3 separate regions of the Mus musculus genome follow, and all the other regions are linked to region 3. The links are chromatin loops, found by intact Hi-C in ENCODE. Cell type or tissue: left cerebral cortex. All regions are shown on one strand.

The links. Hi-C counts contacts between places; a loop is a spot of excess contacts. Peaks named below come from ENCODE experiments on the same cell type or tissue, not always from the same donor. Only the 100,000 strongest peaks of a DNase experiment are listed, where the experiment ranks them.
Region 1: a loop joins it to region 3, with 2.1 times the contacts of the local background. A loop is called at or near these places in 14 of 42 quality-filtered maps.
Region 2: it touches region 3 in a loop (3-fold over the local background); 16 of 42 quality-filtered maps call a loop at or near these places.

The regions. Positions count from the first base shown.
Region 1 is chr8:12,797,960-12,805,959 of GRCm38, forward strand. All of the region lies in intron 1 of Atp11a (ATPase, class VI, type 11A), which reads left to right. Among named protein-coding and RNA genes, the nearest start is that of Gm15350, 30 kb to the right of the region's middle. In left cerebral cortex, no CTCF peak of the experiment used is centred here; DNase peaks (open chromatin) are centred at 4,001 and 5,426.
Region 2 is chr8:12,611,389-12,619,388 of GRCm38, forward strand. Tubgcp3 (tubulin, gamma complex associated protein 3) reads right to left here. Exons shown (of 22, transcript NM_198031.1): 21 at 4,634-4,750; 22 at 2,889-3,908. The coding sequence ends at 3,750. Among named protein-coding and RNA genes, the nearest start is that of Spaca7, 42 kb to the left of the region's middle. In left cerebral cortex, no CTCF peak of the experiment used is centred here; a DNase peak (open chromatin) is centred at 4,763.
Region 3 is chr8:12,664,425-12,672,424 of GRCm38, forward strand. It overlaps Tubgcp3 (tubulin, gamma complex associated protein 3), which reads right to left and starts at 7,676. Exons shown (of 22, transcript NM_198031.1): 1 at 7,531-7,676. The coding sequence starts at 7,606. In left cerebral cortex, CTCF peaks have their summits at 4,648 and 7,678; DNase peaks (open chromatin) are centred at 4,605, 7,223 and 7,770; H3K4me3 peaks cover 1,338 bases; H3K27ac peaks cover 813 bases.

The DNA of each region.
Region 1 (8,000 bases), 130 kb after region 3:
ACCTGAAGGAAGAAGTGTGGGTGCCAGGATGTGGGGAACTGGCTCTGGAAAGGGACAAGGCTCCTCTGCAGAGCTGAGCCAGGACAGGGAACACTTTGCTGGTGTCCCTCAGACATGAGCACATAGCCTGAGGTGGTCCTGGGCTATGCTAGGTCATCACCATGCTGTGGAGGTTGGTGGTGTTAGCCAGAGTCTTGCTTAACTTAACTTCTAGGTCTTTGCTCCCTGTGCAGCGCCTTCTGTGCTCACATATGCTTTGCAGTTTTCCCTCCCAAGGCATCACTGAGTATGGATTGTTTGCTTTCCTTTCCATCCTTTATATATATCTTTATGCCAACCCTAAGATGTAGTTTTCCTCAGAGTTGCCTCAGGGCCAGTGATAGAGGCTGCACGAACCTGCTTAGAGTTCCTGTCTGCTCAACCTGGCTTGTAGCCCGTGGTGTGGCCATCAGGCCTGTATGGTGGCAACCCTCGAAGCTGAGGCTCGGTCCCAGTCCTAATACAGTGTGGTCCTCAAGGTGGAGCCTGAGCTTCAGATTCTCAGGGTTTTGTTGGTAATTGCTGAGCTGTCAGCAGTCACTGTGTGTTGTCAGCCATGTGTATTTTCACTATAACTGTTTTGTAATCGCTGACTCAGCCCTGCCCTTGTCTTCATTAGTTATATATCCAGTGTTTTGTAAATATGCCCACAGTGCAATTGGAAGGTATATAATTTCGGTGTTTTAAAGCTCCCATGTGTACCCACACTGAGCTTCTGGGTTTGAGTTTGGACATGTTTGCTGAGCTTTCTCTCTCATTCCTCTCTAGGAGGAGGGAATCAGCTGTGGGAGGTAAATACAGAAGGACTTGGTTCTCATGCCCGGCCATTCAGGACAGGTGGCTGTGGCTTTGAGTGTGGGTCTCACACCTGACCAAGTTTGCTGCTTTCAGAGCAGCATCTCCTACCAGACCACACACTAGGTCCATTTCTCTGTGCCGAGTCCTGTTGGCTGCATCGTTACTAAGGACAGGAAGATCTGTGTATAGTGTGTTGACTGGTACGTGGGCAGGTTTGTATGTGGGGACGTTGGTAACATTTCCTTCTACCTCCTCCTTTGCCCTTGGTTTTCCATCACCACCCATACCTGGCAGGCATTGGATAGGTCCAGGGCACGGCCAGCACTAGTCTTCTAGGCTCCAATCCATCTCTGCTGTGAGGCCAGGAGGACAGAGGCCACGAGGCTGGAGACCCAGGCTCTAAGTAACAGAACCAGCGTCCATGTTATCTACAGATAATCAGGCATCATGACCGCCAAAACCTTCCCCTTTGGCCAGTGTCAATGCAGCCTCTCTCCTGACCGTAGAGGGTAAAGTCCCAGCCTCAGCTCTGACCTCTGACCAGAGCTCATCATCCTCTAGCGCCCTCTCCCTGCTCACCCAGCAGGCAGCTGAGCCAAATGAGGCTCTGTGTCCATGAGGTTGGGGAGAGCAAGTGTTTGTGAGACACAGTCATATGGACATACTATTAGTAACATGCTTACTACAGGCATGTGGCCCAGAGACACTCATTTATATACATGGTTAAAACAGCTCCCAATTTTCTGACACTAGGCCTGCAGTTGCTGTCAACTTTTCTCAGTCAGCAGTGCCAGGGACCCTATCATGGTTCAGTTAGCAATAACGGGGGCTCTGTTGTGGTTCAGTTAGCAATGGTGGAGGCTCTGTTGTGCTTGTGTAGAGGCCGTGATTAAGCAGTCAGTGCTTTCTTAGGAGTCACTTGGGGCCAATGTGGGAAGCTTCGTTGTACCCCAGGGCAACCTGTCCACTCCCTGCATAATCACCAGCTTCCTACCCAAGACTAGAGGGAAGCTGCAGCCAGTTTGCACATGCAGCAGTCAGGCCCTCCAGTTGTCCACCGTGTCAATCTTAGGAGGCAGTTGGTTATCTTGGCCAAGTGCAGTTCCCCTGGAGCTGCCTTGTTGCTTGAAAAACCATTCCCATCCCAGCATGCTTGCCGTTCTGTGTAGCTCCTTCTGTCATCCCGTTGACCCCTGACACTACCACTAGAGCTCCCAGAAGCTCGGTGCAGGCTGCTGCTTCTGCTGTGCAGGGTCAGGCAAACCCAGAGCGAGCCAAAGTCATTTGCGGCTACAATTTCTATTTCTATTTTGGTTCTGGGTACAGGAAGATATGGCTTGGGCAGTGAGTGTTTAATGGTTTTCAGATTGACTATTTTCCAAATCAGGTGAGCAGTCAGTATACTTTTCTGATCTAAATGATTTTATGTTTAGAAACCATGTTCATAGCAGAGAAATGCCCCATGAGCCTTGCAAATAGCCAGAAGGAAAGTCGGTGCTGATGAGTGTGGTGGGGTGGATTTGGGGTTTCTGTTTCCTGTGTTTCCACAATGCAGAGCTACAGAGAAGCAGAGGGAGCCCACCCTGATAGTGCTGGGCCTTGAGTGGGCTTGTTTGGTTCCTCTCACTGAGCACCTTGGACCTTGGCCACAGGCCTAGACAGGAGAGGCTGGGAGGAGATCCTGGGCCAGGGCACTGGGCCTCCTGAGAGCTGCATTTGTACTTACTGTACCTAAGGGCATCCTGCTACCCCAGAGTGAAGAGCCCCCTCTCCCCTTAGAGAAGAAAAAGGCTTTCACAGGCACTGACCTGGACTCTGGGAGACCGAGGGCACATGGGGGGAGGGTCTTCACCCCAGGATGTGACTGTGAGGGGACAGGCGCAGGCGGGACACCACTCTGACCTAAGTGCATGCTGTGTTGGGGCTCCTGGACAGGGGAGTTTTCCATTTACAGCTATAAGCAGACGCCACAGCAGACTGCCATTGGATACCTATAAAATTAAGCATTGTCCTCAGGAGGAACTGCCTCTGTCAATCGATCAGGAATTGGGCTCAGTAACATGTTTGTCCTGTCACCATGGTATAATTTGGTTAGTGGGTTTGTTTGTTTCAGCTGAAATTCGAAGCTTCCATTAGATGACTAACAGTGGCCAGATTGACTTCCTGTATATCATTTAACGCCCCCCCCCATACCTCCTACACCCCATCCCTTTGCTAACTTCTCTAGCTGGACAGGGCAGCTGGAGACTGACTAGTGAAGGCGGGCTGTGGAGACATGGGCTTTGTGACTGGGTTAGTCTTTGGCTGGATTTCAGTTCCTGTGCGTGTTGTTCCTCCTGGTGCAGCTTGCAAGGCAGTGTAAGGATCTTTGCTGCCCTTCCACCCACCCCCCTCACCGCTGGCCTCCCTTCCTCTCTCCACTTAGGCATCTCCTTGGGCACCCACTGAACTCACTGAAATGCCTCCCTCAAAACTAACTGTTGGCCTGGCGGTGCTGGCCCACCTTTAATCCCAGCACTCCAGAGGTAGAGGTAGGTGGCTGTCTGAGTCTGAGGCCAGCCAGGGCTACACAGAGAAACTCTGTCTCAGAAGATAAAACAAACAAATAAAAAGCCAACTAGTCCTGGTAGGGGGAGGCCTAGAGGGATGGCTCAATGGTGCACTCTTGCAGAGGACCCGAATTTAGTTCCTGGCAGCTCACAACCACACGTAACCCCGTCCCTGCAGTCTCCTCTGAGGGTAGGGACCTTCACATGTGTCAGCTCCCACAGAAATGCAAAACCAAAACAGAGTAGCTGAAAAGCAGACTACTGACCACTTAAACCTAAAGAATGTTGGTGATTTCCGCCGTAGTTGAGAGAAGACAGCCTTTTCGGAAGCCTGGCGTCCGAGTGGTAGAAGAAAGATAGTGTCCACGCAAGTGGGGAGGAGCAGAAGCCCTTCGAATCCAGCTGCATCTACTTAGAACATGGTGACCCTGTGGGCTGGCTTTGTGGAGATGGAACGGCTGTCCAGAGACCCAGCAGTCTAAAGAGGGCAGTTCAGTGATTTGTATGCATTCACCTCATCATGCAGCTGTAACTGCAGTCTAATTCACAGCCTTTCATCTCCATGGGGGAACTTACCCTTTTTCTCACTCTTCCTCCTACGCCCACTCCTCCCTGGTAGGCATTCCCGCATGGGCATGTTGCCTGCTTCCTGTCAGCAGACCCACAGAGTTCCCACCTTTGGCTTGCGTCTCTTGCCAGTGCCTGTTGGCCTTTTGTGGCTAGCTTTGCCTGCCTGAGCTCGGGGGCCCAGCAGCTGGCAAGGACATTCTAATGTTTTCCTCCTTGGAGCTCCAGGTCACTGAGACACTTGTATGTGCTTGCTGCCCTGCTGCCTGCAGGGACGGTACCTGGAATGTCATCATGTGTTTCCTGTTGCATCTCCTACAGTGTAAATACCGCCCTGCCTGGCTCCCTTGGGTATGCGCTGCTTAGACTCTGAGGGCCACAGGTCCAGTCTGACTGCGGTACCTTTCCCCTGCGCTCTGCTCTGTGCTCCCCTTGCCACAGCTCTTCTGTCCTGGTCGGGTCCAGGGCTTGCTTCCCCCGGGACAGGACTCTGTGTGGAGGTGGGGGTTCAGGAGGAGGAGCACACTGAGGAGATTTACAGTGAGCTGAGACAGCCCTTCTTGTGGACTTGGCTGCATTGCCAGACCTTAAAGTGCTGCTATCACTTCACTGAGGCTGCATGTAGGCTGCGCAGTGGGGAACTGGGCTAGTAGCAGTTGTGCTTGCCAGCACATCTCCCTGCTCATCTTTGAAGAGGACCCAGAACCTTCACTGTCTCTGGAGAAGGGAGAAGTAGCCAGGAATGCAGAGGGTTGTAGACCTCAGGCAGTGCTCTGTGTGATGAGCAGGGTGCGGGCAGTTCCAGTGTTCTCCAGTGGCAGGTTCTCAAGTGACTTCCATTTGACTGAGCATCTTTGACCTTGACCTGCCTTTACTTTTCATAACTGATGATAACTGGCTCGCTCTCTCTCTCTCATCAGTCTCTTCATACTGAAGCCCAAGTATCTCTGGGCTTGGGAGAGAGCATACCCTGTGGTAAGCTGACTTCTCTAAGGGATGCTTTGAGAAACTGCTTATGTTGAGAGAGAGATGACACAACCTCAGGCTATATGCACAAGTGCACACAGACATAGTTACCCAGTGGTCATAGCAAGGTATGAATCTGGTGTGTGTCTGTCAGAGGCCTGTGTGGTACCAAGGCCATCACTGTCCCTGGACAGGTGCTCTTTGTGGTCCGCAAGGTCTGCCTACAGATCCTGGCCCTGGGAGTGAAGTAGAGGCCATCCTCCAGCCTGGGGTTCCCTCCCAGAAGAGACAAAGCTAGTGGGTGTTCCAGGGGCTCCACACCCACTGTCAGGATGGCTGCTGCTCATGATTGTTCCGGAGAAAGAGTGTAGAGAGGCTTGTGTGTAAAGCACGGGCCCTGTGCCTGCACAGGAGTGGTCAAGGAGCCTCTTCAGCCCTGCTTGAGTGATGCCCCTCAGATGCTGGGAATACTCCAGTTCCGAGTAACCTCGGGCTTGAGGCCGAGCAAGAGAGCGGGAAGTGCTGCTTGTGCTCTCGCACAGCAGGCCGGGGGTGGATGAGAAGTCCAGCCTCCTCAAACAAAGCGAGTCGTAGGAACTCACTGAGGTGTTGACTAGATGTGGATTTTAGGGCTCCACTTGCATCTTTGTTTGAGCAGGGGGAGCCTGCTCAGTCTGATGGAAACCCAGTCTCCAGTCTTCACCAGGCCCACTAGAAGGAACTTTCCATGGTCTGTGTGGAGACTCAGATGTGGATAAGCTTCCCCTGAAGGGCTCAACCCCTGCCCAGACCATGGAGCTCTCTAGGAGAACACGCCGAGTGTGGTGGTCAGCACACCTCTAGCAGCCTGCCGTTGGTCTTTGATGTGACTGTGTGACAAAGATGTGTGGCCCGTCCACAGTTATCAGAGATACATATTGCAGCTCAGGTGGGAGGAGGACCCCAGAGAGTTTGCGAGGGATGGAGTGTGGGCTGGGCCCAGCTGAAGCTGCAGAGTGGAGGGGCACAGGAACATGATGACGGGATGTAACTGAGACTAAGGGAGGTGACACGTTGTACTTAGGTGTTTTAAAAAACCCCTTCCAGTTTCTTTGAATGGTGGCAGGATGATGTCTTCCTGTTAGAGTGGCTTTGTCTTTGGTGTATTCTGGAACACTCCCTGTCCTCCTTGTGTGAGCTACACCAGTAGGGTCCTCTCTGTGCTTCACATGAGTCACATGATTAAGATTAGACCACAGACAGTGGGCGTCTATCCCTTAGGCATGTTCGGTGGCCTTCTGCCTCTTCATCCACTGCCCACAGTGAAGAGGTACCAATGACAAATGACAATTTGGAAAATCTGTATTTTAATTTTTTTTTCCTTAAAAATTAATCTGGCACCAATATGTCAAAGATGCTAACCTGGATGGTTATTTCCACACTCCAGAGTTCGGTGTTTGAGTTGTTTTATAATGTCTCTTCCACAATCTTGAGTGAAGGTGCAGACTGTCATTAGGAACTGTGATGGTGGTCAGATCTTGGCAGGACCCCATCCCATTGCCTCTGCTGTACTGGGAAAAGGCAGTTAAGGCTAACCAGTGCTCACTGGGTTCCCTCAGTGAGTGGATGTGCTCCCTCAGCAGCTGCGGGCAGCCTGTGGCTCCCAGCTCTTCCTCACTGGGCTGGGCTGGGCTGGGCCCCTAAAGTGCTCACTGGCCTCTGTGGGCTCAGGCACTGTATCCACAGCTACTGCCTCCTCTCCCAGGATCTCTGCCTGCTTCACAGTGATCTGTGTCAATGTCTTCCTTCCACCTTGTCACCTCCCTGCCAACCTATTAGTCCCCTCTGTCTGCTCCATGCCACACATGAGGGAGCCCGGATTCGCTCATCCATGGAAGTGCTGTCTGCATCACATGCCTCAGATTTATTGATCTATTCTTTTTAGTACTTTATTAATTAGTCATGTGAACAAGGTCCTGTGGCTTGTCTAGACTTGAGTTGTTGCTAGTAAGTATCCATTTGCTCTGGTAGGGCCCAGCCCCAACAGCAGTCTTGTACCCTCAAGGAACAAGACTACTAACACTCTTGCTGTGATCTGAGCCTCTGATGGGCCACCCGATTTGTCATCGGTCAAAGACAAGTGCTTATGGGTTTTATTTTTAAAAACCCTGGCAGTCAAGTGATTCCTAGGAGCATCTCGACTCCTGGCCTTGGTCAGGAAGAGCAGGAATTAATATTTAACTGCCTGTGTTAGCACACTGAGAACAGAGCCTGGCCTTCAGTGTCTTGGCCCATGCTTCCCTGCGGTTAACCCTTTCCTAGAGAGCTTCCTACAGCTCAGCTGAGCCTTTCCCAGCCACTAAACCTGGTGCATCTGTCCCAACTGCACGCACAGCCAAGTCTGGGAATGAGACCTTTTTAGGAGGCATGATCTGAGAGCCTCAAAGCAGCTCGGAGGAGCGAGATTCCCGAGGGGCTGCATGTGTGGCTGCAGGGATTCTCTTCAGGGCTCCTCTTCCACACACAGGTGTTTTCCACCCAAGCCGTCTCTCCTCCTGAGGGTGGACAAGAAGGTGCTAGTTCCCCTCTAAGTGATGCCCCTGAGGCCTACTGTGGCTTCAGACTTCAGCCTCTCAGTAGGGACTCATGGCTGCTCCTGAAGCTTAGTGCGAAGGTTTCTGGGAGTTTCACCAAGCACTGGAAGGGATTTGTGTGTCTTCTCTTTCCGGGTGTTTATAGAACTTATGTCAGAGCATGAGCAGGGAGTGGAGCCCTCCAGCTGTCATGGGATATGTGGACCTTACCAAGACTGTTCACCATCCTACCCTCAGCCTTCCCACGAGACTAAAGGCTGTGCATGAAATCATCTCTTACTGGGAGGGGCTGCTGGGCCTTTGTTCTGACTAAGATAGTGCCTGCTGGGCAACCACTGTGCCTTAGAGGATTCAGGGCACTGAGTATGGTGTAGTTGGGATGAGGGAATGCTTTCGTGGCTCATTGTGGGATGAAACCAGTCACTGCTCCGGGAGTGGTCATGCTGCTTTTGACCAGGGCTGGAAGTTGGCTCCTGTGGCAATGGTACTCACTCTGCCTGGCTCCTGG
Region 2 (8,000 bases), 53 kb before region 3:
TTGTGAAGTGCATTCCCACCTGCACACATCAGAGCTCAAAAGTGTCCCATAACCAGCTCCCCAGGGCGTCCTCAGTGCACACCCACCGGTCTCATCCGCACAGGTCAGGTTCTGCTCAGAGGTGACACCAGGCTAGAAGATAGCTGAGTATCTCTCAGCACCAAGCCTACACTGAGAACAACTCATTCTCACTCAGTCTAGTAGAGACGGTATCGAGCAGATCAATGCTAGTGCACAGGAGGGTATTAGAGATATGTGCAGATGTCATATCCAGCACTCTTCTGCAGGGTCTACTATGAACCCTTAGGCCCCAGATAAATTCAGAGTCCTGCTGACAGAGGAGGAAGGGATCGGGAAGGCAGGTGGCAGGCCTCTCCCAGTGAGACTTCTCCTATACCCTCAACTTCACCAAGAAAAAGGTAAGAACAAACTTCGAAAGGAGAACTGTTGCTCTCAGAATGGCCCTTGTCTGTCCACTCTACCCATGGCAAACAAGCCACAGTGCTGTGAGAACCCATGGTGGCACAAGCCACAAATGCTGGCCACCTGTTGCCTACCTACAGTTATCCAGTGGCCATCAAATAAAACATAACAAGAGACGGAAGACAGGAAATTGTACTATTTAACCTAACGAAAACATTACCAATTAAATATAAAATGGATGAGCAACACCTTGCCTGAGAAGGCAGTCCCACACTCCTGGCCCCAGTGCCGGGCCCAGCCCCAAGCTCAGCAGGGACTGTTGGCAAGGGCGGTTATAGTCTGCTCGAACTTAGGAAAATCTTGATGGGTCACACCCCCCTCCCAGGACAAGCAGATAAATTCTGCATCCCAAGAACATGGGGGACCCCATATACTACCCCTCAAAGAGCCCAGGGCTGGAACTCAGGCTAGCAGGTAACTGACTTTCACACCAACTGCACGGGCACCACAGCTGTAGGCTTTGATGTGCTCTTCCCCAGTGACACATAGTGGGTACCACCACCAAAACTTCCCTCATCTCTCTGGCAATCTGCATCCCACCTGTCCCCCAAGGAGCTTCTCGGGTGATGTCAGGCTCAGGCTACACAGCACAGGGAGGGTACCACATGCTTCTAGATATCCTCGGCCCGAGATGTCTGCCCCTGTGGGACAGACTCAGAACCCCCAAACTTACTGATTTTAAAGATGTAAAGCTGGGGCTGGCGCTCAGCTGCAGTGCTAGCTCCAGGGAGGCCCAGACAGAAAGCACAGCATGGAGTTTGAGGCTGAGCACAGGAAAGGGCTCTCACAAGAACTGAAACTCCCAAAGGGCAAAGATAACATTTTAAGATAACATTTTAACATTTTAGCAGCGGCATTTCTTCCTTAGAATGAGTTTATCAAGAGCTGTGCCTGAAGAGGCTTTCCTGCTCCCAATTCACTTGGCTTATTAACACTGCAGTGCAGGAGGTGAACTGACACCTCGGGCCAGTGGGTTTTAACACTGGGTTCCTGCGATGGTGATGCCTGGGATCCCCAGCAGGACCTCAGAAGGAGAAGAACGAACTGAGACCTGCCTCAGCTGCCGATACCCCACCCACACCGCCAGCTCTGCCGGGCCTGCGCTGAAATTGGACCATTAATATACCTACGCTCTGGGGTAAATGTGCTAAACTATACATTTTGACAAGTAGTAGCAGCTACCAAAACTCACTGCCTTGAACGTTTTGAACGAGTTTTAAAATTGCATTTCTGTATTCCTTAAGTGTTTAAGATTAAAAAAAAAAAAGGCAGAAATACACATCATCCTTATCAACAAAAATCAGAGGATTTTGTTTCCCGAAATCCATTTTGAGAATGTTTTCTCATAGATGCGTGTCTGTCTTTTGAGAGGTGTTTTCTTCCTCTTTCTCTGTCAAACCATCACTTTTGGCATCTACCCAGGGGAGGGGGATATAGCGTTTCCATGTTTTTCAAAATATCTACCCAGGGGCTTACTCACGGTGCCATCTGCCACCACACTTGAGATTGACAGATTCTTTTCTTTCCATACTTACGTTCTGTGAGATGAAACACCCGTGCACAGCTGCCTCCCTGCCAGGCCACCATGAGGTCGCTGGCAGACCTGTTGTGTGCACACCCACTCGGAGCTGCATCTCCCTCACTGTACAGTGAAGGCCTGTGTTCTTGCAGATCCTAGAGAGCAATGGTCCTTGGGAAAACCCCTGGTAGTGCACAGTCAGGCCTGGGCCAGCCAGCCTCTCCCCACTCCTTGCCCCAAGGTTGCCACTCAAGAGCCCCACCCAAATGTGGGGCTTTTATTGAGGACTAACCCTAGAGCAGCTGGGGGGACACTGCTCACCATGGTCAAATGACACTGGACATTTCTTCTGGAAATAAATCACACACCTGAATTTCTGGAAGGTCTTGCAGTAGGGAAACTTGCTGCAAAGTTCTGAATTTACGATTTTTTTTGGGGGGGGGGTCTCATGTAACCCAAAGTTTTCACACTCCCTGTATGACAAAGGGTGACCTCAAATTCCTGGTCCTCCAGCCCCTACGCACCAACTGCTGAGGGCACAGGCACGTGCTTCCACATCCAGTTTTGCATTTCTAAAGTTTTAAGGTAAAGTTAAATCAAAGCTATGTACTAAGAACTCCCAGCCTTCAGCGTGGACTCACTAGTAGGATACCAAGACTTTCCAGTGCCCTGGAACTTTAAACAGAGCTGGATGCATGTGCAGTCAGCTGGTGGGAGGGACCAGCGTGCAGTAACGCTTGTGCTCCATCAATACTCCAATCCGAATATGGGCTTTACAAATTATAAACCGCTACCACACCCCAGCACAGCCCACCAAATTCCCTCACTTCCCACCCACAAACCCAGCAAGCAGTTTCTCCAGACTATTCAGAAACCACATGAAACATCTGAAAGATAATGGTTTTTAATTCTCTAAGTTTTCACTTATGCAACATAAAAAAGGCATAATTATGTGACTGGATAAGACATTTTTACAAAAAAAACCAAAACCCAGTCCCCTCCGTCATCTGGTCAGTAGTATATAAATATTTACAGTGAAAAAATAGGCAAGGAGAAGGGAAACCTTCACAATCCAAGCTGATTTCTTCCTAACACTTATCAGAACTTTGAAAATAAGACAGTCTCAGCCTTGCCTGGTTCAGCCAGCGGCCTGCGGCCAGGCAGGCTGAGGACACCTCCCTCCACGGCTCCCACTCTTTGAAATGTTTGACATGTTATCTGAAACAGTAAAGCAAATATAAAAATGTAAACTTCGGGAGGGAGAGAGGACAGTGTGTGGAGATGACGCGTGGGTAGTGATGACCTCACGCAGGTGAGGGTTACAAACACTGAAGCCAGAGTAAAACAGCCTGTGGACTTTCTTAGACATGTTTCAATTTTAGTGTCATCATGATAACAAAAACTGTCTCACAGAGAATGCTAAAAAACAGCAGTGACATTACTCTTAATTTATGGTCTAGTTTTTTTGTGGCAAGAAACAGTTTGTTGTTGTTGAAATATAAATTACACGGTGGAAATAAGATGTCCCAGCACATCACAGTGTCTTTCGACTACGGAGACTACATGGTAGGTAAGTGGCCTGTTGAACTCAGCAGCGTTACAGACACGCAAGTCCAGTGGATAACAAGACTTCTTCCAGCAGACACAGTGCTGAACACTGGGGCCTGTGTGTAGACAGGGGGCACCTGCAGCTCACAGCTGCTTGAGGGGCCAGGCTTGAGTAAGCATGTACTAACCCAAGCCAGCCTCACGTGTGGGAACTGCGCCGCCCCCTACTGCCCAGAGAGACCCGGAGCCTGGGTTCTCTGGCTTTGTAATGTTCGTTGAAGTCCAATCTGAAGCTGAGAAACTGGAGACTTTCATCAGAGCTGGTCGTGAGTAACACCAGAAACTGCTGCACCACACCCTAGGATGAAAGCACAGGACTGGGTCAGAACACACAGGCCCTCCTGAAGCACCGGCACCAACAGGCCTCCAACGGGAACTGAGCAGGGGCCCAGGTTTTCACGGCGCCTGGGCCGCACTCATCAGAGAGGCCGTCTGTACAGTTAGACAAGCAATGATATGTTCTGTGTTCTGTATCAGAGCGACTGACCACCTGGCCTCCTCTGCACTCACACCAGACAGAAATAGGCAGTTGCGGATGCTACGCGCCCTACTCTGTGGTGAAGAGAAATCAGGGCTCCACTGCTCATCTTTCAGCTCACGGGCTGAAACGCATGCTCAGTCATTACTCTAGAGGGGAGCAGACTCAAGCTAAACCCACTGGACTCCATGCCACCGTGAAGAGCAGCCTTCCTGTAAGATGCAAATCTGATAGGCTGTGGTTTAGTAAAGTACTGCGACCATTCATGGCTTATCTCTCCAACAAGCCCGCACACTGCCTGCACTATCTGGCAATGGTGCTCTGAAGAGCATGACAAGTCACAGGTCCTCAGTGCCACTTTCCCAGCTGTACAGCTGCCCTGAAGAGTGCCCAGCACAAGGGTGAAGCCGGAGGGGGAGCACCCCCAAGTGCTCCATCCCAAGTGCTGCTCATACAGCAAGGATGTGGGGCCACATTTCCCATCCTCTGGAAGCAAGCACGGGTCCCGGAAGAGGACAGACACCACGTCTCATACCTATACTCACCTGGTAGAAGTGCGTCAATATTCGCAACTGTGAGCACATTTTTGGTATGGAGTCCTGGAATTCTCGGATCCTCTTGTTCTCCTCCTCTTCCTCTGCCGCAGTCACTCCCCACTGGCCCTGGTTAGTGAGAAGCAGCAAGTTCAACTGCTGGATGCTTCCCTGCTTCAGCACGGCAGCACTGTGCGTCACGCACTGTAGTGCAGAGGCCTCACGTCCCCCACATGCCCTCATTCAGACAATGGGCATGGAAGGAACTTGTCAGTTCTGAGAGCTGGCACGCTGACTATAGTGAGAACGCCAGACAATCTGCCTTGGAAAGAAGCATCTACTCTCATTCTAAAAGGTCACTTTCAGCCAGACACACATGTAGCCCACACCCATAATCCCATCTGAGGCATGAGAATGGTTGAGGCCAGACTGGGCTACACACAGTGAGATCGTATCTTAACTATTCCCTCTCCCCTCAAAATAGATTTTTCAGTAACACCATTGTTCAGCCAGCCTGAATGGGAGTTACTGAGTTCTCTTCTCATGAGTGAATACGGTAAGTTCCATCTACTAGCTCTTCTGATCGGAGCCTTGGCACTCCTGGCATAGACTCTGGGCTTGGGAACTGCACTGTGCTAGGGCTCTCGCTTGCGCGCTTTATGAGTTGCCCACTGGCACTTAGAACTGAGACTGCTCTTTCTGAATCTCACTGGCCTCAGGTGCCCTACAGTGGCCGTGGCCCTGCTCTAAGTTGGAGCTGTAGCCAGGCAGCATGGGAGGGTTCCAGCGGGGCCAACTGTCCTTTCAGCAGCTCCCTTCCCCTTAGCACATCCTCTGCAGCCATGCTGAGCAGCTACAGACTGTCTGTCTCCTTTACAGACAGCACTCTACCTCCATACACTCCATGCTGGGTCTTTCCCATTGCTTTACATGTGCAAGTTCACCTCTTATTAGCCCTTAGCTAATAGTTTAGGCTATCAGCTTATTTACCCACTCTCTCCAGCAACCCAGGCCTGGCTCCTGAGGTCTCCGAGAACAAGGGCTGTGCCAGGAAATGGGCCAGAGACAATCCTATGATATTTAATAAGAATCTGGTTCCATTTGCCACCACTGTGAGACCTTGAATGAAGTTGAATTTAAAGATAATGAACTATTCATTAGAAAGGAGTGTGGACAAGCTTCAAGTCTTTGACAAGAAAGTGCAGTCAACACAGCAGCTGCAGGGATCAGCACCCTGAGAGAGCGACCTGGCCGTCCACACTGGGACTTGAGGACGTGTTTCCCCAGGGTCAGCACACACAAGCTCACAGAACTGTGGTCCACGGTGGCAAGGCTGCCCCTCTGAATGGTGGCGCTGTCTGTGTGCTACTGGTCTTGAAAGTATGAAAGACACAGAAGGGAGGAATGGTGGAGAGCAGCTGAGGTCAGGCACTGTGTGGCAGGGTCGAGGCCCCAGAGAGCAGCAAGGCCTCAGAGGCCACTGTGAGGAGCTTGAAGATAAAGCATAAGCTGTAGTAGAGACCTAGGAGTGTTGGGGATGCCAGGATCACAGGGTATGTGCCAGAAGAGCTACAGGCATGCAGTGGCGCTGGACCAAGTTTGAAGGGGAAGCTTAAGGGCTGAAGGAATGGGGCTGTCTGAAGCTTTGGAGCCCAGCCAGTTTCATCACGAGGCCCAAATGCTGGACATGGGACTGCAGGATTTGGTTTTAGCCACATTGGATTTGGGGTTTTGGTTTGATTATTCCTTGGTATGCCCTTGATTGTTTCATTTTGGAATGTTTATTCTGTGCCATTATATGCTAGAAGTATGGAAGTTCGTTTTGATCTTACGGGGGCTCACAGTTCAGAATCTCTGAACTTCTAAAATGTTGGAAATCTTCGAGACTGCAGAAAGGTTTAGAATTGGACTGCACTTTCACTATGAGACAAGACAAGACTTTGGAGAGAAGGGTGTAAAAGGTGCTGGTGAATGTTATGTCAGACTGACGCAAGCATTGCGTGTCATCGGAGAGAAGGGAGCCTCAACCGAGAAGACGCCTCCTAAGATTGTGCTGTAGTCAAGCCTGCGGTGATTTTCTCAGTCAGAAACTGATGGGAGCAGGCCCAGCCCACTGCGGATGGTTCCATCCCTGGGCTGGCGGTCCTGGGTTCTATAAGAAAGCAGGCTGAGCAAGCCATGAGAAGTACTCCTGTAAGCAGCACCCCTCCATGGCCCCTGCATCAGCTCCTTCCTCCCAGTTCCTGCCCTCTCTGAATTCCTTTGGTGACACACAGTGATGTGGAAGTGTAAGCCAGATACACCTCCAATTTGCTTTTGGTCACAGCAACAGTCACCCTAACTATGACAGAAAGGTGTGCCTTAAAATAATATATCCGTGTGTCAGGTAGACAAAGCGGGGAGTTGCAATGAGTAGCTTCAGTTATCAGATTGACAATATGTGTAATCACCTGGGAAGAGTGTCAACAAAGACTTGCCTCGATTAGGCTGGTGCACAGGCAAGCCTGTGAGGGATTTTCTAGCCTTTATTCCCTGAGGTGGAAGGACACACTCTGGCTGTGAACAGCACTTTCTATCTGCTGGGTCCTGGCTGATGCAAAGGAAAAACTGCATTGAGCCCTGGACACATGCGTTCTTTGCTCCCTCAAGCTCCTGTCACTGTGACCTCGCTACTGCAGAAAGGAAGCTGGAACTGTGAGCTGAAGCAAACCCTCTCCCCTAAGTTGCTTTCGCTAGGGTATTTTGTCCCACAATTGGAAAGAAAACGTAACAACATCAGGACCCCAGGGGACGGCCCAGGAGCCCTGCTGGAACCAGCCGTCCCCGTTTCTTTCTTTCTTTTTTTTTTTAATTAGGTATTTTCCTCATTTACATTTCCAATGCTATCCCAAAAGTCCCCCATACCCTCTCCCCCATTCCCCTACCCACCCACTCTCACTTTTTGGCCCTGGCGTTCCCCTGTACTGGGGCATATAAAGTTTGCAAGTCCAATGGGCCTCTCTTTCCAGTGATGGCCGACTAGGCCATCTTTTGATACATATGCAGCTAGAGTCAAGAGCTCCGGGGTACTGGTTAGTTCATAATGTTGTTCCACCTATAGGGTTGCAGTTCCCTTTAGCTCCTTGGGTACTTTTTCTAGCTCCTCCATTGGGAGCCCTGTGATTCATCCACTAGCTGACTGTGAGCATCCACTTATGTGTTTGCTAGGCCCCGGCGTAGTCTCACTAGAGACAGCTATATATGGGTCCTATCAGCACAATCTTGCTAGTGTATGCAATGGTGTCAGCATTTGGAGGCTGATTATGGGATGGATCCCTGGATATGGCAGTCTCTAGATGGTCCATCCTTTTGTCTTAGCTCCAAACTTTGTCTCTATAAC
Region 3 (8,000 bases):
ACACACACAGAATAAAGCACTTTAAATAAGGACATACACTTACCAAGGCAGATGTGAAGCCAGAGAGAAAAGCTAGAGAACAGATGGGCATGTGGCACTGACTCAAAGACTATCAAACTAGAAACCCAATGTCTGCAAGGTCAGGAATGGGAAGGGGAGTGGGACTGCCCTTGTTTTTGGTTGCCTTGATAAATACACTAACAAAAGCAACTCAAAGGAGAATGTGTTTATCTGACTCACAATTCTAAGTTACAATCCATCACTGCAAGGAAGTCAAGAGCCAGGGCCCTGAACTGGTGACATTACATCCAGTCAAGAAAGCAAGGAATTTAAAACTGTATGCCCAGCTCCCTCTCTCTACTCTTAATAAAGCCATGATACTCTGTCCTGGAAATGGTGACACCCACAGTAGGCAGGACTTCCCACAAATCAATATAATTCCCTAAGGACGTTCCCACAGACCAACCTAAACAATCTCTCATTGAGACTGACTTTTCAGATGATTCTAGATTGAGTCAAGATGATAAATAAAACTAATCACCACAGGCAGAGGCAGGCAGATTTCTGAGTTCAAGGCCAGCCTGGTCTACAGAGTGAGTTCCAGGACAGCCAGGGCTACACAGAGGAACCCTGTCTCGAAAAACCAAAAAACTAGTCACCACAATTTCACCTCTTGCCAAGTTGACACACAACATATCACTTTAACCTATACCCTTCTCCTCTTTGTGCCCAAAGTCTCATGTTGCCCTCCGTGGTGGTGTGAATAGAAATGCCCCCGTAGGCTTCTATACCTGAATGCTGGGGCATTAGGGAGTAGAGCTAACTGAGAGGAATTAGGAGGTGTGACCTTATGGGTTTCAGAAGCCCACACAGGAAGTGGCTGCTGCTCTTCCTGATGCCAACAGATCCAGATGTAGAACTCTCAGCTCCGTCTCCCACTTCTGCCTGCCTGTCACCACTGTGGGTGTCTCACTCCCTGGACAGAGGATCATGGGTTTATTAAGAGTACAGAAAGGGAGCTGGGCATGATGATAATGAATTAAATCTTTAAAACTGTAAGCAAACCCCAATTAAATGCTTTCCTTGATAAAAGTCACCATAGTCATGGTGCCTTGTTCCACAGCAATAGAATACTGACTAAGACAGAAGTGGGGTATTGCTGTGACAGGCCTGACCATGTTGACTATTGGCAGAATGTGTACTTTGGGACTTTGGACCAGGAAAGCAGTTGAATGCTTTAAATGAAAGGAGTTGGAGATCTGAAGAACATTTGACATCAGACATGGAGATGCAGAGTTTGGAGTTTGCCATGCTAGTTCTTGGTCTTGCTTTGGTCCAGTCCTCCCTTTGGAATGATAATGTATATTCTGTGATATTGTATGTTGGAAGTATATGATCTGTATTTTCATTTTGATTTTACAGAGGATGGCAGTTAAAAGATTAACATGAGTCTCAGAAGAGACTTTGGACTTTTAAATGGTGCTCCAACTGTTATAGACTATGGGGACTGTTGAAGTTGAACTGAATGCATTTTGCACTATGGTATGACTACAAGCTTATGGGGGCCAGGGACTAAAGTGTGCTGATTTGAATAGGAATACTCCCTCCATAGACTCTTAGATTTGAATGCTTGCTCATCAGGCCATGGTGCTGCTTCAGAGGGATCAGGAGGTGTGGCCTTGTTGGAGGAAGTGTGTCACTGGGGACGGGCTTTGAGTTTCAGAAGCCCAAGCCAGGCCCGGTGGCTCTGCTCCTCCTGTTGCCTGCAGCTCCTTCCCCTGCACCATGGCTGCCTGCCTGCCCCTATGCTTCCCACCGTGACGATAATTGGGGCTTAAACATCTGAAACTGTAAGCAATCCCCAGTTAAAATTTTCCTTTATAAGAAATGCTGTGGTCATAGTGTTTATTTACAGCAATAAACACTAAGACACCCTCATACTGTAAATGTAAAATACATTCTAACTTTAAGTCTCCAAAGTCTTGACATTTTTCAAAAATTAACAAGTTCAAAACACTGAATTGTGAACTCCTATAAAAATCAAAAATGTATATACTTCTAGCATATAATGGCACAGAATAAACATTCCATTCCAAAATAAAACAATCAAGGGCATAGCAAGGAATAATCAAACCAAAACCCCAAATCCAATGTGGCCAAAACCAAATCCTGCAGTCCCATGTCCAGCATTTGGGCCTCGTGATGAAACTGGCTGGGCTCCAAAGCTTCAGACAGCCCCATTCCTTCAGCCCTTAAGCTTCTCCTTCAAACTTGGTCCAGCGCCACTGCATGCCTGTAGCTCTTCCTGGCACATACCCTGTGATCCTGGCATCCCCAACACTCCTAGGTCTCTACTACAGCTTATGCTTTATCTTCAAGCTCCTCACAGTGGCCTCTGAGGCCTTGCTGCTCTCTGGGGCCTCGACCCTGCCACATAGTGCCTGACCTCAGCTGCTCTCCACCATTCCTCCCTTCTGTGTCTTTCATACTTTCAAGACCAGTGGCACACAGACAGCGTCACCATTCAGAGGGGCAGCCTTGCCACCGTGGACCACAGTTCTGTGAGCTTGTGTGTGCTGACCCTGGGGAAACACGTCCTCAAGTCCCAGTGTGGACGGCCAGGTTGCTCTCTCAGGGTGCTGATCCCTGCAGCTGCTGTGTTGACTGCACTTTCTTGTCAAAGACTTGAAGCTTGTCCACACTCCTTTCTAATGAATAGTTCATTATCTTTAAATTCAACTTCATTCAAGGTCTCACAGTGGTGGCAAAGTGGAACCAGATTCTTATTGAATATCATAGGATTGTCTCTGGCCCATTTCCTGACACAGCCCTTGTTCTCGGAGGCCTCAGGAGCCAGGCCTCTACTGTCCTCATTTCTCTCAGCAGTGTTTTCCAAGTTCCCAAGAGAAAGCCCTTTTCCTTTGCTATAATAAAATACTTTGACAAGTGCAACTTAAGGGAGAATGGGTTTATTTTAGCTCAAAGATCAAGGCACAGTCCACCACAGAAGGAAAGCCAAGGCAACAGAGGAGCTTGAAGCTTTAATTCATACCTCCCTCACTGACACTCCCTACCAAAGTGATGCTATACTGTGTCAGAATGGCAATTAAAACTAACCTCCCACAGGGACAAATGTCAAGAAGAGTCATTCTATACTCTGTAGAAGCCCCGGGTGGCTTGAGAAGGGAATGCCGTCCTTCTCAGGATCTACGTAGCAAAGGAAGGAGCTGTGTATGTGGAGGAAAGCCAGTGCCTGCCCAAATCCCAGCAACCTGACAACCAGACCCCCATCCGGGCAAACCTCAGAGGGCACCACACACAGCAAGTTAGCACAGGGGAGTCATCAGCCAGAGGAAGCCAAGAGAAAAGACAGTGGCAAGGGAGGCTCCAGCACCAGCTGGACCCCCAACTAAAAAGTATGACAACTAGAAAAGGCTACCCTGACCATCTTCCTGCCTAAATACCATCAGACATTTGAAGACAGCATACATATACAGAGAGGAAGGGGAAGGGAGGGGAGGAAGGAAAGAGTAAGCTCCTGGGCCAATTAGCCTGGTGAACACAGAAACAAACAAGAGGTCATATTTTAAAAAGAGGGGAAGACAAGGTCTGGAACTAGAGGTTGTCCTCTGCTCTCCACAGACTCGTGTGTTCTCGCGCTGACACATGAATGAACATGCATACTGATATGTGTGTGACTGCACACACAGGTGCACACAGATTTTTAAAAAGTAGCTGTAATTAGCAATCATATATTCTCCAACACTAAGAGAATTAAACTAGACATCAGTATCAAATCTGAAAATAAATCACTAAGTGTCTTAGAGTTATCATTGCTGTGCCATGACCAAAAGTAGCTTGGAGAAGGGTCTACTTGGCTTACATTTCCAATCACTGTTCCTCAATTAAGGAAGTCAGGGGAGGAACTCAGACAGGGCAGGAACCTGGAGGCAGGAGCTGATGCAGAGGCCATGGAGGGGTGCTGCTTACTGTCTTACTCTTTATGGTTTTCTCAGCCTATTTTCTTATAGAACTCAGGACTACCAGCCCAGGAATGGCACCACCCACAGTGGGCTAAGTCCTTCCATACCAATCAGTCCTTTCATACCAATTAATAAAATGCCCTACGCCTGTAAAAAAAAAAAAAAAAAAAATGCCTATAGCCCCATCTTAAGGAGGCATTTTCTCAATCAAGGTTCCCTCCTCTCAGAGGACTACAGTTTGTGTCAAGTTGATACAGGACTAGCCAGTACACAAATTATTTGGAGACCAATCGATTCATAATATACATGCCACCAAGAAATAAATAAATAAATTCTGAAAATAAACTTAATGAAAATGAAAATCTGATATTCTAGACAGACTTGAAGTCAATAATCTTAGTTTCCACAACAAAATCTACAAACTGAAACAACTAAATTGTTCATTCTAAACTAAAGTGTTCATTCGGAGATAAAACTACAAGGGATAGCGGCACTGACCCCCAGAAACCTGAAAGAAGGCCTAATGTTAACATTCTTGTAGAAACATCCACTTGGCAGAAATGCTCCATCAGTGAGAGACACGTGCTTCCAGAGAAGACGCCCACGTGAAGCAGTCAGGAACAACATTAACAGTAACAGAGCATGCTATGCCTGCCATCGTGTGGTGAAAATGGCACTCCAGGCCCAGAATTTCCACCCCCAAGACAGAATCCCACTCAGTCACTGGGAAAATATCAGACAAGTCTACAATCTTTAATCTTCAAAACTGCCAAGCTCACCAAACAAAAACAAAACAAATATTGGAAAAGATCCAAGTCCAGAGGAGCCCACGGGGACCCAAATAAGAGTAAGAATGACAAAGAATAAGAACAAGTGGCCTCACACGAGAGGGAGCCCTGGGTACTAAGCAACACCTGAAGGAGCCTAAAAAGCATGGAGCTTGGTCAATACTGTGAACTGAACTTCCCAAGAAAGCCATGCCCATGTTAGAGATTCTTCCAGACTGACTGACTATTAGAAGGCCTGTGATTATAGACAGCTGGACAGAATGTTGCAGGTCTCGAGCTAATAAGTTGTCTTGGCCACCTATCCTAAGCCCTCTTAAAGGCCCCATTCACTGCCTGCCTCTGTGTGTTGGCATGTAGAGAACCCAGCCTCCACCAACCCTAACATGAGACTGTCATCAAATAGTACCTGAGACCAGTAACAGAGATTCCCATTTTGCTTTAACCCACGTACCTGATGTTCATGCCAATGTATTTGAAAAGTACCTTGACTTATGACTTTATGCCATTCTGTTACTAAGCTTCATATAACTGTTAATCACGTTGAAACAAGGCATTAGGGGTAACCTGAAACTGTGTTACTAGACCATAGTCACTTATGCTTAGTTCCAAAATAAATCACCTCTTAACTTCCTTTGAGGCAACAACTGTGTTTCTGCATCAACAATATCAATGTATTATTACGGACTGTGACACTGCACCTCAGTAAGCCAGACACTAAGACCAGAAGAGATGGTGTTGGGCAAAAGAGAACCATGTGTGTACAATTTTCTTGTAAATCTAAACCATTCTGAACTTTAGGTGCTTTTAAAATATGTACTGACACCAGGCCCTCTCCTACACAAACCCTGGTTCTTACTGGTCCGGAACAACAGCCCATGCTATCAACACTCTTAAAGGTTCCACTTCAACACTTTCAGTCTACAAGACAAGAATAAGACAAGTATAGTTAAGGGAAGATGGTTCCTTTGGTAGGCTCAAAAATAGTCTCAACTTGTACCATTTAACAAAAAACTAACTCATATCACACATAACAATAGAACAGAACCTCTCTAGGGCAAAAAGATGAAAGAAATTTTATGACTTTGGATTTGATAACAGTTCTTCACATGACAGCCAAATCATGATAATGTTAAGTGTTTTTTGTTTTGTTTTGTTTTGTTTTGTTTCCTCTTTCTTCCAGGGGAGCATTTGGGGAGTAAGGCAGCACTGCTTTCAGGAATCCATCCTTGCCTTCCACCTTGTGGAGAAAGCAGATAAAGAACACTGTACCCAGATAAATAAAGAACACTCAAAGTTATAAGGGTAAGCAACCCAGCAAGAACATATGTTACAAAGAAAACAAAATAAAATACAACCTTAGGAAGAGATCTGAATGGCCAAACAAGAAGTCATGCTCAACAGAATCAGGAAAAAGAGATGACAACAATTAGCTATGGCTACACACCTGTCAGAGCACAACAAAATATCAACAAAGTGTGTGAGGGCAGAGAACCCAGCTGACTCTGCATCCCTCAACTCCATCCACAGAGAAGACAGCATCATCTTTAATGAGCTTTACCCTGGATCTCTCTGAAAGTCCAGCGATTCACAAGACATAATCACAAATGGGGGTGGGAAAATGGGAGGATACAGGATTCTGCTTTAAAGTAGCATTTCAATCACCTGAAGGCTGTGAAACTTCTATCAAAAGGGATCTTAATGTAAAATTCAAATTTAGAAGTTCATAATGAATAACTTCAAAATCTAGCTATAACTACGAGGTTCTTTCTGGAAGGTAAAAATTTTGGACCCAATGCAATAAAAGAAAAATGATGGTATGGCGTGTTAAGCCTTAGTTATCTAATTTTGCCTATGACTGGATCACTCCCTTCAGAAAAGTAAACTATCCTCTGCACTCACACTCTCCCCAGATACTGGAACTCTAAGCTCCTCCTATCCGCCTTCTCCCTAGCCCTTTATCACCCACAAACACTGTGTATTCACCAACGTGCTAGTCACATTCCCTCCATTAGACAGGAGCATCTCTCATGGCATAATAGGGTCGAGGAAGCCTCAAAGATTTCTTACATGAACAAACTGCACAGTGAAACACTACAAGGAATAAAGCAAGAAGGGAGTTAAGTCAACGGTTTAGTAGTGACACAGTAATTCATCCTCTACGCTGACAAGTTGTTACATAGGTTGTTACAAATTATGAAAGATCAAAAGGCTCTCTCAGTTTTTAAAACTCGGTTCTTGTTTAAAGTCTTCCCTTGAAAACCTGCGCGATTTGTCTCAACATTCTAAGGCAACCCAGTCATGTCAATTACTAAAACCTTCCCTCAAGACGCGTCCCCACTCATCTCCAAAATGAGCTTCATGAAACCAGATCCTTGACATTTTCCCCACCCCCAACTACGGCGGCGACAGTACGGGTAAAGTGGGCAGGACTGCCTTGGGGGTCTGGCTTCTTAGAAGCATTATTCGCTAGCTGAACCGTCCAGGAATAAGCGAGCATCATCTAACCAGGACTCATCATCACCAGAGGCAAAGGTGACAGCAGAGTGAGAAGCACGCAGAAGCAGAGCTGCAGGCTGCCGTGCTGTCTGGACGAACCCAAAAACAAACTCGGCCGCTACAGCAGCTCCGGCCTGGGCCCCCAGGGCAGGGACAGTCCGCGAGCCGCACCCCTTTCCTTCCCGGGGGCCGGGGAGAACAGCACCCGGCCGGCGGGGGTCATGGCGCTCAGTCTCCACAGCCCTGAACCCCGGGACGCGTACCTTCGCTCCGGCCCAGGATCCGGCAGCACAGGTTCTGCAGCAGAACGTTGGGCGACTTCTGATCCGGAGTCGCCATTACCGCGCCCGGACTGCGCACTGCAGCCTCCCCGCGCCCCAGGATCCCGCGCCCTAACTACGGCGCCGCCATATTCGCGGAAGCGGCAAAAGCGCGCGCCTCCCATAATGCACCGCTTCCCGCGCGAGACGCGCGTGCGCTCTCCCGGCTTCTGCACTTGGCAGCTTCTCCGCGCTGGAAAAGTCGTTGCTGGGCGACGCTCGCAGCAACGCGTTCCTAGGATGCCCGTACGCGTCCGCAGCTTGCGGTCTGGGCGCTGCTTGTGAACAGCACTGGATGCGGAGTCCGAGTGCGCTTGAGCCACACAGGGACAGGGGCGCCGGACTACTACGCAGGGCTCTCGTAAGTGAGTTCTCAGAGGTCTGGAACCTCTGCCCCTTGACGTCACCAGGAG